2 separate regions of the Homo sapiens genome follow, and region 2 is linked to region 1. Evidence: chromatin loops called from intact Hi-C (ENCODE). Cell type or tissue: PC-9. All regions are shown on one strand. Region 1 overlaps ABTB2 (ankyrin repeat and BTB domain containing 2). Region 2 overlaps ABTB2 (ankyrin repeat and BTB domain containing 2).

Region 1 (8,000 bases):
GGTCTGAGCCACCACCCGGCCTGTCTCTGCCTTTTTTCTACCCCCACCCGGGGCTTTCTGCAAGCAAGACACAGCTATGCAAACAGACTGCAAGACAGGCCTTTCTGTGTAGCCCTGACTTGTACCACAGTACGAGGTAAGCCCTTTGACAAGAATCTACAGGGAACACTGACATTTGGGGGGCCAACTGCAGCTGTCACTCTGCCCCTCCCCCACCTCTTGACAAGGATCCACTGGAGACCCACTCCTGGCAGGAAGACATTCTAGTTCATTCAAATGGACTGTCTTCCCAAAAAAGCAAGGCATCTGTTTCCACAGAGGCATTTCCCCCCTAAATACTGGATAAAGAGCCAAGAGGCTGGGGACTGAATTATCACTTAATAGTCAGGTGGAGTTTCTTATTTCAGTTCCATAATCAATTTCCTCACCACAAAAGATAGTTAATGGACACAGAAGATTTGACAATTCATATGAAAATCATCATAACCACAACTGCTACTCATTATAGCCCATTTTTTTCCCCTGGGTTTCTGAGAACAGATGAGAAGAAAAAGGTTGTGTGTGCATTCCCCCCACTGCCCTCTTTAAAGTGTAAAGCCAAGAGAGCTCGCAAAGAATGCCCTCCTTCCCACAGTCACCGAAACTTTTCCATTTGATGAACCGTCTCCATCGGCTGGTGGTGACTGTGAAGCCAAGCGGCCAGCAGGAGCAGCTCAAAGCTGGAGGCTGCAATTCCAGGGAGTCTCGAGCGATCCACCTGGCCACTGCACAAGCTATGGCTTCACTCACTGAGTGGGGCCCCCAAGAAACGGCTTTGCTTCCTTCAGTGCTGCCCTGCTGCCTGACAAGGATCCCACCTGTCAGCACTGGGAAAGCCAGAAGCAGAGAAGATCTCCTAATAATTGACATCTGGGTTGCTCACCTCCAGTGCCCAGTTCTATCAAGAGGCCCCTGCTCCTGAGCACTTGGGCCGAAATCTTCATTCTCCTCCCCGCCTTTTTTTGAGATGGGGTCTCACTCTGTCACCCAGGCTGAAGTGCAGTGGTGTGATCTCGGCTCACTGCAACCTCCACCTCCCAGGTTCAAGTGATTCTCCTGCTTCAGCCTCCTGAATAGATGAGATTACAGGCATCCGCCACCACACCCAGCTAATTTTTTAAGTTTTTAGTGGAGAGGGGGGTTTCACCATGTTGGCCAGGCTGGTCTCGAACTCCTGACCTCAGATGATCCGCCCGCCTTGGCCTCCCAAAGTGCTGGGATTACAGGTGTGAGCCACCGTACCTGGCCTTCCCCCCTTTTTAGGTTATTTTTCTTCTTTTTAATTTTTTTTCTCTTTTGCCAAATTACTTCTCACACCTGAGAGAAGGGCTGAACTCTTCAGAGGCTGAGTTCACAGGGTTTTTAGGGCAAGGGGGAAAGGAAATGGGAGACTTTTTAGTCAAGCTGTCCTTTTTCTGTTTCGAGTTGCATTAGGGCATGGTGGCTAAAAGGAGGATTTGAGAGCCTGATGGTTTGAGTTCCAGTCTCAGCTCTAGCAGTTCCTGTGTGGCTTTGGGCAAATAATTTATTTTGACTCAGTTTCCTCATCTGTACAGCGGGAATAACAGATTACAGTAATCTCCATGGAAAGTTGTGTGGACTGAGTGAGTTAATATCACTGCTCCCAAGGCCTAAACGAGGGGAAAAGGAGAATGTCATTAAACATCCCCATGTGCGTTGAGAGAGCCAGGAAAGGGGGTGGGGAGAGGAGGTGACATTTAACCAGGGACAGTCCAAGGGTGCCCACCTCATCCTCTGGATTTCCAGCCAGAGGACATCTCTGTTGCCTGAGTACCACAAATGGGGTGAGGAAACAGGAGTGGAAGGAATTGAAAAGATGTAATGATCCACAGGGTATCTCTCCCAAGAGTCCAGGTTTGAGATGATGACCCAGCAGGACTGTTTTGCATTTCCCACATCCAGAGCTCCAATGCTGATAATTTATTGTTATTATTAAAAGACTAGCTGGCCATGATGGCTCAAGCCTGTAATCACAGCGCTTTGGGAAGCCAAGGCAGGAGGATCGCTTGAGCCCAGGAAATCAAGACCAGCCTGGGCAAGATGGCGAGACCCCCATCTCAATTTTCTTCAGAAGTTAACAAGATAATCCCCATCTTGTATTCACCTTTAGATAGAATGTAAAATTGGTTACCTTTTCATTCTAACATGTAAATGTTTCCCCCCTTCATCATCACTGAACCATATCAAGAATTTAGAATCTAAGGCTGAGTTTAAGTCAGAAACAGGCCACAGTCCCCAAGAGCTGCTGGGAACAGCTGGACTCTTCTGAAGGGTCTGTGAAAGTTCCACACATTGATTGAGCCTCCTGGCCCCTTGTTTGCTTCAACAAATGAAAGAAGCAAAATGCAGAAGCTGCGAGGAGATGGCTCGGGCCCTGCGTTGGAAATCTCTCTCCATGGCCACTGCCCACCTCAACTGTGCTATGGAGTTCCCCTCACTTCTGGGGCCCACAACAACTGCACAGAAGAGTGGGCTTTTGCCTTTTATAAATAAAGTCAAGATTCGGTCATGCTTGTGATGAGGCCTTCTGCCGCAGATCTGTGAAGTGCCTCTGGGTCACCCCTGAGTCAGACCTAGCCACACCCTCCTGATCTAAGGCCTTATCACTGAACCAAGAAGGCAGGAGGGTGGGAGCAAGGGGCCAGGAGGACAGCCAGTTCCCACCACGAGGACACCCAGACTACTCTAGGACTCCGGAAATCGTGGGGTCTGAGCTTTACATGAGATAGTGGCTGAAGGGAGCTTGGCACACAGTATCTGACACGCAGCCACAGGAGGGGCAGGGAGGTTGGTGATCCAGCACTTACCTCATCCTTGTCACGCGCCCCTGTATGTACCACCCCACTGAGCTGAGTGGCTGCTGGACCATGGCATTTTTGCCCGGCGATGGAGGGGGGTGGCTGAAGGAGTAGGAATGCTGTCAGAAAGTTCTAGAATAGTTGTAACTGCATTAACTCTGAGGGAAGAAGAGGCATTGGTATCCTAGGGGAGAAGAGGATTGTGGGGAAAAGAATGACCAGGTGGGGTCTTCCTGGTGTAAGGGTGTATGACAGATCTAACTAATCACCACAGGATGATGTCTCCTGGGCACTTATGTGGCATCAAGCTAAGTGGCTCATGCGGGCATTGCCTCAGCTAATCCTCAAAGTCTACAGGACAGGCACAGTCCTTGTCTTCATTTTCCAGAACAGGGAGCTGAACCTTAGAGAAGTCCAACAACTTAACCCAGTCACAGCTAGGCGGGAGGTAACCTAATGAGGACTTCACCTCAGGCCGGGCCTGAGGTAAACCAAAGCTGGGAGGAAGCTGGGTGTCTCTTGTGACAGGACCTCTCCCCTCCACAGCCCTGCCCACCTCACTGACAGTCCGAATCTGGGAGCCTGATAAGGAGGCTGAGGACTCCAGGAGGAAATGCCTGCCAGTGGAACTTTCTACCTTCCAAAGATCATCACACCCAAGATAACCATGGCTTCTTAAGAACACTGTAGGTGGGGAGAGGGTTCTTTATCTCTACACTGACCAGCAAAGAGACGTGTGAGAACAAGCAACCCATTTCAAATCTTGCTTCTGCACAAGGACTAGAGACTAGCCTGTTGACCTCTGGCAAATATATATATATATTTTAGATGGAGTCTCGCTCTGTCGCCCAGCCTGGAGTGCAGTGGCATGATCTTAGCTCACTTGAACTCCGCCTCCTGGGTTCAAGTGATTCTCCTGCCTCAGCCTCTTGAGTAGCTGGGATTACAGGCGTGAGCCACCACGCCCAGCCTCTGGCAAATCTCTTAACCCTACTAAACCCCACATTCCTCATCCATAACCCTGCCCCTCCTCCAACAACAGAAATCACTGACACTGCAAGCACCCTTGCTCCTGACATCCCACTTGATATCACCTTTGATCCGCAAGGATAATCCTAGAAAATATGTCCTAGTCTTACGCGATTTTACAGATTTATTATCTATCTGTGAAAATGGGAACAACAATATTGATTCTCTTAACTTTCTTGAAGAGTCAATGAGATCATTTACGGAATGTGCTTGGCACAGACTCAGTGAAAGATAAAAGCTTGAAGCCTATGGTTAGACCTAAGGTCAGCCACCCACCCAGACCCAGGACCAAGCCCTGAATGTCTAGAGCACGGTTCTTCGCAGACACACCCCAGCCCTGGGTATCAGCGTGGTGACTCAGCAGAGGGCATTCCACAGGCTTATAAAAAAGTTGTCTGGGAAAGCCCCACCTGACTGTGGCCAAGATCCCTCAGTACTCTAGAAGAGCAGGGGACCTGTCTGGAGAAAGGATAGGAATTTGAAGCTTTGTCTCTGAAGTCCAGAACTGCAAAACAGCCCCCCGCTGAAATTCACAAACCACTGTTTCCTTCAGTGCCTGTCCCAAGCTAGGCCCTGTGCTAGCCCTGGAGATAGAAAAGAGACTTGGTTCCCTTAGCAGCCAGCCTGGACTCAGCAGGCCAAACCTTCCCCAGGAGGGGGATGCTGACCTCTGGAGATGTTGCTGCTGACCAAGGGAGGTAATTGTTTCTTTAAAAAAAAAAAAATCACTTTCAGTTGTTAAATGAATAAACCACTCTAAAACACTTAGGAGATAAGAAGGCAATCTATCAGGACTCCCCTGACCTTTGAAAACTCAAAGTGAAAATGGAAGCAGGCCCAGGCTGACCGATAGTGGGAAAAGCAGATCAGCAGCAGTTTCACCACAATACAAAGAGACTGAAAACCCTGCACATTTTTAGCATGTGACTAGAATAATCCACATCAGGGCCCCTAGCACAAAATGCAGGACAATAAAATACGCAGAAAAACAGGGATATCTCATTGTAACTGAACGAGCACTTACTTGCTGCCTGCATTAAGCCTTTTATGAAGATCATTTCATTTAATTTCATTTACTCTTCCCCATGGTGAATAAGAGCTGGGCTTAGAGTTGTTGGCCTGGATTGTTCTAAATATTCACTCTCCCAACCCCCAATGTACTCGCTGTTTGACTTTGGGCACTTTGCTTAACTGCTTTAGGCCTCAATGTCCTCATCTATCAAACTGCGATTCTAGGGTCCCTTATAAGATTGTTGTAATCCCAGCACTTTGGGAGACCGAGGAGGGTGGATCACTTGAGCCCAGGAGTTCGAGACCAGCTTGGGTTACATGGCAAAACCACGTCTCTACCAAAAATACAAAAATTAGCCAGGCTTGGTAGTGTGTGCCTGTGGTTCCAGCTACTCTGGAGGCTGAAGTGGATGGATCGCCTGAGCCCGGGAAGTCAAGGCTGGATTAAGCAGAGATCACGCCAGTGCACTCCAGTCTGGATGACAGAGTGAGAACCTGTCTCAAAAAATTTTCAAAAAAAGAAAAAGATTGTTTTAAACACTAAATGAATAAATCTCCATAAAGCACTTGCCTTAGGATCTGGAACACAAGTCCTCCATAAATGCTGGCTACTATTATTATAATGGCTGATAACAGCCTCTGACTGACACATGCCTCATCTCTGTCTCACATACATTAAAACCAAAACTTCCAAGGTCAGAAGGGCTCAGGTTCAGCACCGTTTCCTCTCCAGGCTGCTGTGATATGCCTACCCCACCACACTGCCACCCTGGCGAGAGCTGAGGACCAGCACAGCCTCCTCCCCACTGAACTTTCCTTGCAGGCAGAGGGCTTTGGATTCTTTGGTTTTCCTCATGGAGGAAATCACCCCCTACAGCAAACCACCCAGGACCAGGTATCCACTTCCGGCATCTTTCTATGGAAGCCGACTGCAGACCAGTCTCAGGCAGTGCTTGGCTGTGCAAGTCCTGAGGCCTAATTCTCAATTATCTGAGGTGTGGAGACACCTGCGGCACTCACCAGACTAACTGGGTCTGGCATAGCAATTGATCTCTAGTTGTGTTGATTTTTGTGGATTTGCTTTTCTCCTCTGATCCAGATGAGGTGAGGGAAGGCATGAGATGAGCAGGAGCTGGTGTCTGGGTGGCTCACGGGGCTGCCACCTTCCAGACCACGGCACAGCCTGCTTCTGGGGCTCATACACTCTGATGTACCCTGGGGTCCCTTCCAAAGCATGGTGTTTCACAATGAAGGGAAATGGAAGCTCTTTGGTGGGCTGCTGCTTCCACACTGAGCACCAGTAGAGGTGAAAAGCCCATCTCACCAGCTCCAATCCAAAGCTGTCCCCAAAGTATCAGGAGCCACTGTGCTGTTCTAGACTAAATGGTAAACTGAGTAATAAACCCAGGCCTTGAAGCTGCAGCCACGGAAACACATGGGCCCCAGCAGGGGAGAGAGGCCCTCCTCATCCTGGGGCCACAAATATCTGTCACTCAGGGACTGGCTTTGCTGCCAGCTTCTAAAACGTTCAGGCCAATGCCTGGCACAAGCCCCTATAAGGATATGAGGGGCGTGGGGCCTGCTGGATCAGCCAGGAGACACACCTCTCATTCCTTTTCTCTCTTCCTAAAAGACAATTCTATTCAAAGGGAGACTCTTCTGCTGAACAAAAAAGTAACAACAAAATCCCCTCAGGCAATTCTGTGGGTTTCCTAAACCCACAGAGTTCAACAAAATTGGCCAAGGTTGGATAGGTTCTTATCCAAACTTCGATACAAGGGCTTTTTTGTTTGGTTTTAAAATGACAAATCTTGGGCTGGGTGTGGTGGCTCACGCCTGTAATCCCAGCACTTTGGGAGGCCGAGGCAGGTGGATCATCTGAGGTTGGGAGTTCGAGACCAGCCTGACCAACATGGAGAAACTCTGTCTTTACTAAAAATACAAAATTAGCTGGGCGTAATGGTGCATGCCTGTAATCCCAGCTACTTGGGAGGCTTAGGCAGGAGAATCGCTTGAACCCAGGAGGTGGAGGTTGCAGTGAGCCGAGATCGCACCATTGCACTCCAGCCTGGGCAATAAGAGTGAAACTCCATCTCAAAAAAAAAAAAAAAAAAAAAAAAAAGACAAATCTTGTCTCCCTGGACCTTTTTCTTGATATCTGTACTCTTCGCCATTTCAACTTGCTTTGAACCCTACCACAACAGAAAACCTCACATACTTCTTTAGGTGGTTTTTTCCAAAGTTCATACCTACACAAATGAGTTTCTTTGTATTGAGCCTCAGAATGCTCAACAAATCACTTTTTGCCAGAAGTTCCATTTCTTTTCTTTTTTTCTTTTTTCTTTTTTTTTTTTTTTTTGAGACAGAGTTTAACTCTTATCACCCAGGCTGGAGTACAATGGCATGATCTCGGCTCACCGCAACCTCTGTCTTCCGGGTTCAAGCAATTCTCCTGCCTCAGCCTCCCAAGTAGCTGGGATTACAGGCATGCACCAACATGCCCGGCTAATTTTGTATTTTTAGTAGAGACGGGGTTTCTCCATGTTGGTCAGGCTGGTCTTGAACTCCCAACCTCAGGTGATCCGCCCACCTCAGCCTCCCAAAGTGCTGGGATTACAGACGTGAGCCACTGCACCTGGCCCCCAGAAGTTCCATTTCTTAAGCTGGGCCAAGGCCTCTGGTGTGCAGCTGTCTTGGCCTGTTGGCTGGTGGAGCCACCGCTACAGGTTCCTCAGCTTAGTTCTCATGCCAGCACCACCCCCTCCCAAAGCTGCGAAGGAGGAATGCTGGAGACAGCTGGTCCCTGACTTATGATGTTTGACTTTACAGTGGTGGGAAAGCCATACACATTCAGTAGCAGCAGTACTTCAAGTACCCACACCACCATTCTGTGTTTCACTTTCAGTAATCAATAAGTTACATGAGATATTCAACACTTTATTATAACATAGGTTTTGGGTTAGATGATCTTGTCCAATTGTAGGCTAATGTAAGTGTTCTGAGCATGTTTAAGGTAAGCTAGGCTAAGCTATGACGTTCAGTAGGTTAGGTGTATTAAGTGCATTTTGATTTATATTTTCAATTTACAATGGGCTTATCTGG
Region 2 (8,000 bases), 49 kb before region 1:
GTTTTGCTCATTTGTTTACTTCCGTCTTGCTTTTGTCTCCCTCATTAGGCTGGAGACTCATAAGCCACTCTTTATCATTCTCCTAGAGCCCTTCTCCATGGATCCGCAGGAGTCCAGGGAGAAACAGGAGTAAGTCAAGCACTTAAGACAGTATCTGTCTGTGAATGTGTGCTCTATAACGCTCGCTATAACTAGCAGTAGTGGTAATGCTGGTAGTAGCAGTAATCTTAGTAATTGTATTATTATTAGTCATAGTGGTAGTGGTTAATTAGTAGTAATATCATCAGTAGTAGTATTAATAACTGTAGTAGTAGTAGTATTACTGACCCAGATATCACTTGAGAATCACATTTTAGGAAATGTCATGCTACCTCAATAAAGAGAGCCTGCTCTGAGTGTCAAACATGCCATCTAAATGTTGTTTATGGCCATTATAATGAGGAGGAGACACCATTTAATGAGCACTTTTTATGTGCCTAGCATTTAGCTAAGTGCTTTACTGTATTATCTCATTTAACCGTAGAAGCCATACTACTATCTTCACCATTTTACTGATGAGGAAACTGAGGCCCAGGAAGATGAGTTGACATGGTCATACTCCTAGAAGGTAGATGAGATAACACCTCTGGGATGACCCAAGAGGCTTATGGCACCCTCCTCCCCTTGGTCACCATCAGAAGCCCCAGGTGAAATGGTGGCATGCACCTATAGTCCCAGCTACTTGGGAGGCTGAGGTGGGAGGATCACTTGCACCCAGGAGTTCAAGGCTGCAGTGAACCATGATTGCACCACTGCATTCCAGCCTGGGTGACAGAGTGAGCCAGTCTCTTAAAGAGAAAAAAAGCCCCAGGTGTGCGTTTCCAACAAAGTGGCTGGAACCCAGAGCACTGACACGTTCGCTGGCTCCAGCTCTTTGAAATTCTGTCTAGCCTGATACGGAACAGGGAAGCCAAGAGCTGGGCCAGACACACATTTATCGTCTACCAGGATCTCACCTGGACAAGAGCTTCAACCTCTGAGCAGGTCCTGCTAGCCCTAGCAAAAAGAGCTCTATGTGAGTTGGAGAACAAGATTAGTATAACATCAGCACCCTGGTCTCGTCTCTCCTGAACCTGTCTGGGGGTGCAGAACTACATATCAGACTTCTCCAGGGCAGACCTTTATAGGAGCATCAAGACAAGCAGCATGGGAGGGGCTTCCTGGACCCTCTGCTGCCCTTATTCTTAGAAGGGTTCAGGCCCCAAGAAGGGAAGTGTGGGAAGAAGGACAAATAAAACCCAGCCAATCACAAATAGCTGCACCAATGGGGGCAGGACCTTCTCAGCCACAAGCTCAGCCCTGTGTGTCTTGGCCAACAAGGTCCGCCCACTTCTGTGCTCCATCCTGCACAACAGTGCCCGTGTTCCCTTGCTCTGCTCCTCCCCATCGCCGGTCTCTCTGGGGTGCCTTGCTGCCTCTAGCCACTTGGACTCTGTATATGCTGCTCCCCTGCCTGATACAAACCATCGTGCTGATAATCATAAGAACAGATACTCAGTGTGTCCTAGGCCCTGTTCTAAAAGTATGTAGTGAGCAGGTGCAGTGGCTCATGGCTATAATCCCAGCACTTTGGGAGGCCAAGGCAGGAGGGTCCCTTGAGCCCAGGATTTTGAGACCAACCTGGGCAACATGGTGGGACCCCATTTCTACAAAAATTTTTTAAAAGTTAGCCAGGTGTGGTGGGGCACATCTGTGGTCCCAGCTACTGGGGGGGCTGAGGTGGGAGGATTGCATGAGCCCAGGATGTCAAAGAGGCAGTGAGCTGAGATTGTGCCACTGCACTCCAGCCTGGGAGACAGAGCAAGACCCTGTTTCCAAGAAAACCCCCCAAATATGTTAACTCATTGGGTCCGCATACCTTACAGATGATTAAGAGCCTTGAAGAGGTTAAATGACTGGTTGAAGGTTATAAAAAGTGGCAAGGTAGATCTCAAATGCACGCCTTTGAATAGCAGGGCCCTCCTCAGATGGGGCTATTCTGGCTGGCTACGAAGTCATGACACCAGAGGTTTCTAGGCCCGACCCCCAATCAGAACTCTGGGAAGGGTTCCACACTCCTCCTGTTTTCATGTCCTGGATACCAGCAGGCTCCAAGCCTTCTGAGTGTGCCACCCTCCACAGAGGCGGAGACGTGCTGTGCAGGGCTGGGGAGAACGAGGCAAGAGGCCAGGATCTGAGGCTTAGCAAGCGGACCGCTCTGTGGACCAGTGGCCCTCTGCCATTCCCACTCTCTCTGCCTGGCCACTCCTCAAGGGTCTGGCTTCTTTGCTGCTGCTCACAGTAGATGCAGTCTGGAAGGGTGCCTGGGGGACCCCAAACCCTCCAGCAGCCCAGGTTCTGATGTGGAGAAATGGTCACCTCCTGTCGACCTCAGGCCCTCTGCACCTCTGACTGCATGTCTCCCTCTGTCTCCTCTACTTGATGACGCTGCCTTCCAGCAATTTGCTGGCAAGCGGGCGGCCCTCTTGCCTTCCTACGTGTCTGCGTAGTCTTTATCCTTACTGCCCCAGACCTCTCATTCCCCAGAAGGGTGATGGCTGAGGAGGTATATCCTCTGCCAAAGATTCTGTTCCAGCTAGCCCATCCCTCTGCCCCCAGGCACAACCAGCAAGGGCCACATCTAACCAGATGGTTGTCCTTTCTCCTCCAGACCTCAGAGGAAGGAGGCTCCCGATCTCCCTGGGCAACCTGGATCCCTGACAAGAGGCTCTTTCACTTTCTAAGCTTGATCTCCGGTGATGACACACCCTGCAGGGCAGCAGCTGTGACTAATTCTGTGTTTTAGACTCTGCCTTGTGCCTGGCTGGTGCCTGGGATGCAAAGCTGCCAGTGAGAAAGGCACCCTGGAAGGGTGCAGGGAGGCTCCAGCTGCAGAGCTTTCCCAGGATAGTGAGGGGGTGGGGCTGGAATGGCCCCAGAGAAGGTGGCCCCAAAGGCCAGGGCCCACCCAGCATGCCTCAGTGCTGTAGGATCAGGTCTCAGCAGCCAGCTGGGAAAGCCACAGCCTGGCACAGGGAAAGGCAAAGGCCTTGAGGTGAGAGAGACCTCAGGTTTGAATCCTGGCCTCGCCACTTATCAGCCAGGTACCCCGCGGCCTCCTGTACTCACTTGTGAAACGGAGGTAATGATAGCACCAAACTTGCTGAAGTTCTTTGGGCCTAGAAGTAGGTAGAAATGGGCTTTAAAAGAAGGGCGTATGTTATCTGACTTTGTCCTACCGGATAGAATTACTTAGCCCCATTTTACAGGTGAGGAGCCTAAGGCATGGAAGGGCCCTCTGAGCCCAGGCCTCTGCCCCAAAGCCTGTACTGTTTCTTGATGCACCAGGCTCACTGCAGGAGTAGATGAAAGGAGGTTAGAGGCTTCTCATTCCCTGCAAGGCTGCCCGCTCACCACTCTGAGTTCCTGCTGCTTCTGCCCCTCCCTCCTCCCACTGTCTCTTCTCCCAAACCAGAGCAGAGAGCTCTGGGGAGAAGGCCCCTTACGGAAAGATGTGAAGTCCCCACCAAACACTGCAGAAGCAGCAGGTGGCTTAGCAGGGAATGCCACAGTGAGCTCCACACAAAAGAGATGAACACACGTCCCTTCCCTTTGTCGCCATGGATGTGGTCACACATAGCCCCTAATTGAAGGAATCAGGGTACCTTTCTTTAAAGCAGAAATATGAGGACAGACTTGAGTGGTTCCATCAATGATGTCATGCTGCCAAACCCATATCACCAAACTGAGCTCCCTCTCCCATGTGTGCAAGGCAGTAGAGGAGGTCACTTAATCCCAAACAAACCCAGAGAGCCACCAATCCCCAAACAGACAGTCTCTACAGCCAGACAACCACGGTCACATTGAAATCAGGGGCTCCGTCCAATTCTGGCTGGGTGAACTCAGTCCGCCATGCTTCCAGGTGGGACAGAGGACGGGGCTTCAGGAGGATGAAGTGGAGCAAGAGACAGACGTCGCACATCCCCAAACTCACAAAAGCAAAGCTCTGCCACTCTGGAACCCTAGCAAACTCCAGCTACTATTTGCATCAGGAGAGGTTTTCCCCAGAGCTCTGGTGAGGGTATCAGGGTGCTGGGGCCTTGATGGGACATTGGCCCAGCCCAGCCTGCAGTAATGCTGTAAGCTCAGCGCTCCCAGGAAGGATCCCCACAGCCTCCAGGGCCTTCCCTGTCAGTGAGCCAGAGGGCAGCAGATCTGCTCAGCGACAGGAGCCAGGCCACCAGGGCGCCGTCGGGCTGTTGGCTCCCTCAGGTATTTTTAGGGTTGTCCTCCTTTCTGTGTCATAACTTAAAAATTTGGTTTTTTTTTTTTTTTCCTAATGGGGGTTCCAATTCCCCATGTGTCTGATATTCATTTGAAATGATTCATGGAAAAATATCTTTGCTACCAAATTATTTGTGCTACAGATAGTGCGGTTTTTAAATAAATGGCTACGTAAACACATGCACGTGTGTCTACTACCATGCAAGCTCAGCTATTATAACCACATAGGGCTGTGCAACTCAGATCATGAAGAAACCCTGATGCTGTGTATTAGAGTACAGGGGGCTGGGAACCCTCCTGGGGGAAAGCCACAGGACATGACAAAGATGCCCGGCGGGGGGGGGGAGTGGGGGCGGGAGAAAGTGCCAGCAGAGGAATGACTGCCCCTGGGCCTATAGCCATGACAGCCTGAGGGCCCAGCAGCCAGGGCAACAGGCCTGAAGAAGGCGCCTGTCCTCCCAGTCACCTTTGTGTGAATGACCCGGCCTCAGCCCAGCACCTTACCAAACAGCAAGCAAGCCTCCTGCCTCTTCCTCCCAGATATCTTCCCTGCTCTTTTTCCTTCCCAGCTGACTCCTTCAACCACAACACTTTTCCACAAAGCAGGAACAGCTGGGGCTTAGGGCCTATGCTTTGGCCCCAGCTCCCGCCAAAGGTGTCTTTCAGGATGCCCAGGGCTCCACCTGCAGCCTTCTTGCTGTGTCAGGCCCAGGGTGGCCCTCCTCAGACTTGCATTTGCCCTCCAACTCCCAGAGAAGTAAAACAATGATGACATAAGGATACTAGTACTGATAACAGCAATGGTACCATTTACTGGGACCCTACTATGCGTGTACTGGGCCACTGCTGTTTTATATTCCTCTTAGTGACAGGAGGTACAGTGTAGTGGTTATGAGCCTGTGTCGTGGGGCCAGTTAGTCTCTCCAAGCCTCCACTTACTCATCTGTAAATGGGGCTCTGAAGAACACCTCTTTCTTGGTAGTGTGTGAATTAACTGAGCATCCGCCTGCAAACTGCTCAGCACAGTGCCTAGCACATAGTAAACACTCAGTAAATCCACCTTAGTGCCTTTGTTTTCTGGGGCACTGAGGAAGCAGACCTGGCTGTGGAGCCAGCTGTGGATCACAGAGCTGATGAGACTCAATGCCCCCCAAAGACAGCGGACAGCCAGGCAAGGGGACTGCAGAGCCCCTGGGACTTCCAATATTGAGGTCTCAGATCGTCTCCCTCCAGGTGGGGCACTGAGGCCCGTGGGCTCTGCCTTTCCTGGGCTTCACTGAGTGGTGAAATGTGTGTGGATGGGGCTTCCTAAACTGAGTGCAAGCCTTTCCCACTTCCTGGACCCTCAAACCCACAACTCTTGAGCCCATGGACAGACCTTACCTTAAGTGGCCAAGCAGTGGCCTCCATGTGAGGCTCATGCCAGCATATACAATGTTTGGTACGAGTTATAAAAAAAATATTATATTTTCCAGGTAGAAAATTTCAAAAGGCAGCCCTCAGAGAAAACCCATTAGAAAAGGTATCCTAAGACCGGGCGCGGTGGCTCACGCCTGTAATCCCAGCACTTTGGGAGGCCAAGGCGCGTGGATCACGAGATCAGGAGATCGAGACCATCCTTGCTAACACAGTGCAACCCCGTCTCTACTAAAAATACAAAAAAATTAGCCAGGCGTGGTGGCGGGCACCTGTAGTCCCAGCTACTCGGGAGGCTGAGGCAGGAGAATGGCGTGAACCTTGGAGGTGGAGCTTGCAGTGAGCCAAGATTGTGCCATTGCACTCCAGCCTGGGCAATAGAGCAAGACTCCGTCTAAAAAAAAAAGAAAAGGTATCCTGTCCTCAGGCTGACATGGCCCCACGTGCATCCCCTACTCATGCCCCTCATTGGGTTCTGTTGTGCAGTATACAACCTGCACATCTGTTCTTTGCAGCCTTGCTCCCAGCTAGGAAAGTGTTGGGACCCTCTAGTGAAAGTACCTGACTAGAAGCCCACAGGCTTGGGTCCAGGGGCTATTCAACCACTAACCTGCTGGAGATCAGAGAGCTGCCAGGGCCAGGATAGTCTCCTGTGTTAAATGAATGGATGGGGCAAAACACACCCAGGACCCCTCATAACAATGACGGCAGCAATGATCATTTGATCACTTTTGAATGGGATAAACCCATGAAAAGAGGTGACAGCTACCACTGGCCAAGGGCCAGTTCCCACCTAGCCCCCATCCTACATGCTTTTACTCAGAGCACTAACCTTTCTAGGTGGGTGTGACTATCTCATTTTATAACAAGGCAGCTGAATTTCAGAGAGCCCAGTGAGCTCATGCCAGACTGGGCACAGAGGCAGAAGCACACGTTCTGAGCCTCAGTGGCCCCATGCTGCATCAGCTCAGAGGAAAAAAAAATCCCACTGCACACCAGTGCAGGCCTTCATCCATCGGAATTCCTGGGCCACCTCCTCACAGGCATAGCACAGTTCCAGGGCCCCTTCCTCGCCCTGTTGGTCAGTCGTCAGTCAGTGTCAGTCAGTCGGTCAATGCACGTTTGGGAGCACGTCCCACCAGGTGCTCAGCCCAAGGAAGATCCCTACCGTTCATTGTTCAAGGTCATTCTCGGGGGGTCCAGGTTGGGGTTCTCCATGGACTCCATCTGTGGACACCGCAGAAAGTAGTAGAGCGTGTGGAGGGCGTCGGGGGACCAAGTGATGGGCTGTGGCGGCTGGCGGGCCTGGCGGGCAGGGCTGGCACCCGGGCACAGGGGGTGACGCCCCTGCATGTGGTGCATGGCACGGGAGACCAAGTCACCTGGTGGGGGGCGGGGAGGGCAGAGGGGAGGAAGAGAAAAAAAGAAGACAAAGTCTGAGTTCACAGCCTGCATTCTTCCAAGGATGTTCCTGGCTGAAGCTCCCTTGCCTTAGTGCATAATTACTGTTTGCCCTGCAGCCAACAGGCGGAGGTGGAAACTGTCACCTAGATGCACAATAGCAATTTCGTTTCCCTTTCATTTCACTCTTGCTGAATTAAATACTTGGCAGGGCCTGTCTCCTCCAGAACTTAGGGTAATTTGGTTTCTTTTTTGACATCCCCACTCTCTCCACCACCCTCATGGGCCTCTCCCCAGATCTTTGACCAAGGGAATCTCTCTGGGTCTCTCTTCCCAGCCTCTACCAGCCAGGGCCAGGCTCTGTGGCAATTCTCCCCTGCACTGTCTTGTACAAAACCCAAAGTATTTCAGCGGAGAAGGTCCCTCTGTCTCAGCACCAATTACAACCACCAACACCACCATCATCACCTGTTGAGGACTCACTATGTACAAAGTATGCAATTCCCCAGAAATATGATTTAATTTGATCCTTACAGTGCTAGGGGGTATTATTCCCATTTTACAGATGAAGAACTTGAGGCTTATGGCTGGGCACAGTGGCTCACGCTGTAATCCCAAGCCCTTGGGGAGGCCGAGGCAGGTGGATCACTTTAGGCCAGGAGTTTGAGACCAGCCTGGCCAACATGGTGAAACCCTGTCTCTACTTAAAATACAAAAAATAGTCAGGGATAGTGGCAGGCGCCTGTAGTCCCAGCTACTCGGGACGCTGAGGCAGGAGAATCGCTTTAACCTGGGAGGCGGAGGTGGCAGTGAGCAGAGATCGTGCCACCACACTCCAGTCTGGGTGACTGGTGACAGTGAGACTTTGTCTCAAAAAAACA

What was found. A loop is a pair of places that touch in the nucleus more often than their neighbours do. Peaks named below come from ENCODE experiments on the same cell type or tissue, not always from the same donor. Only the 100,000 strongest peaks of a DNase experiment are listed, where the experiment ranks them.
Region 2: a loop joins it to region 1, with 7 times the contacts of the local background. A loop is called at or near these places in 8 of 110 quality-filtered maps.

Annotation. Positions count from the first base shown.
Region 1 is chr11:34,239,608-34,247,607 of GRCh38, forward strand. All of the region lies in intron 1 of ABTB2 (ankyrin repeat and BTB domain containing 2), which reads right to left. Among named protein-coding and RNA genes, the nearest start is that of ABTB2, 110 kb to the right of the region's middle. RefSeq lists enhancers at 1-14, 739-1,238, 2,403-3,602, 3,795-4,466, 4,461-4,620. In PC-9, no CTCF peak of the experiment used is centred here; DNase peaks (open chromatin) are centred at 2,634, 4,244 and 6,614; H3K27ac peaks cover 3,903 bases.
Region 2 is chr11:34,190,439-34,198,438 of GRCh38, forward strand. It overlaps ABTB2 (ankyrin repeat and BTB domain containing 2), which reads right to left. Exons shown (of 17, transcript NM_145804.3): 3 at 6,887-7,100. Among named protein-coding and RNA genes, the nearest start is that of NAT10, 89 kb to the left of the region's middle. RefSeq lists a silencer at 2,012-2,197 and enhancers at 2,666-3,551, 3,719-4,547. In PC-9, a CTCF peak has its summit at 4,260; DNase peaks (open chromatin) are centred at 2,753 and 4,303; H3K27ac peaks cover 2,001 bases.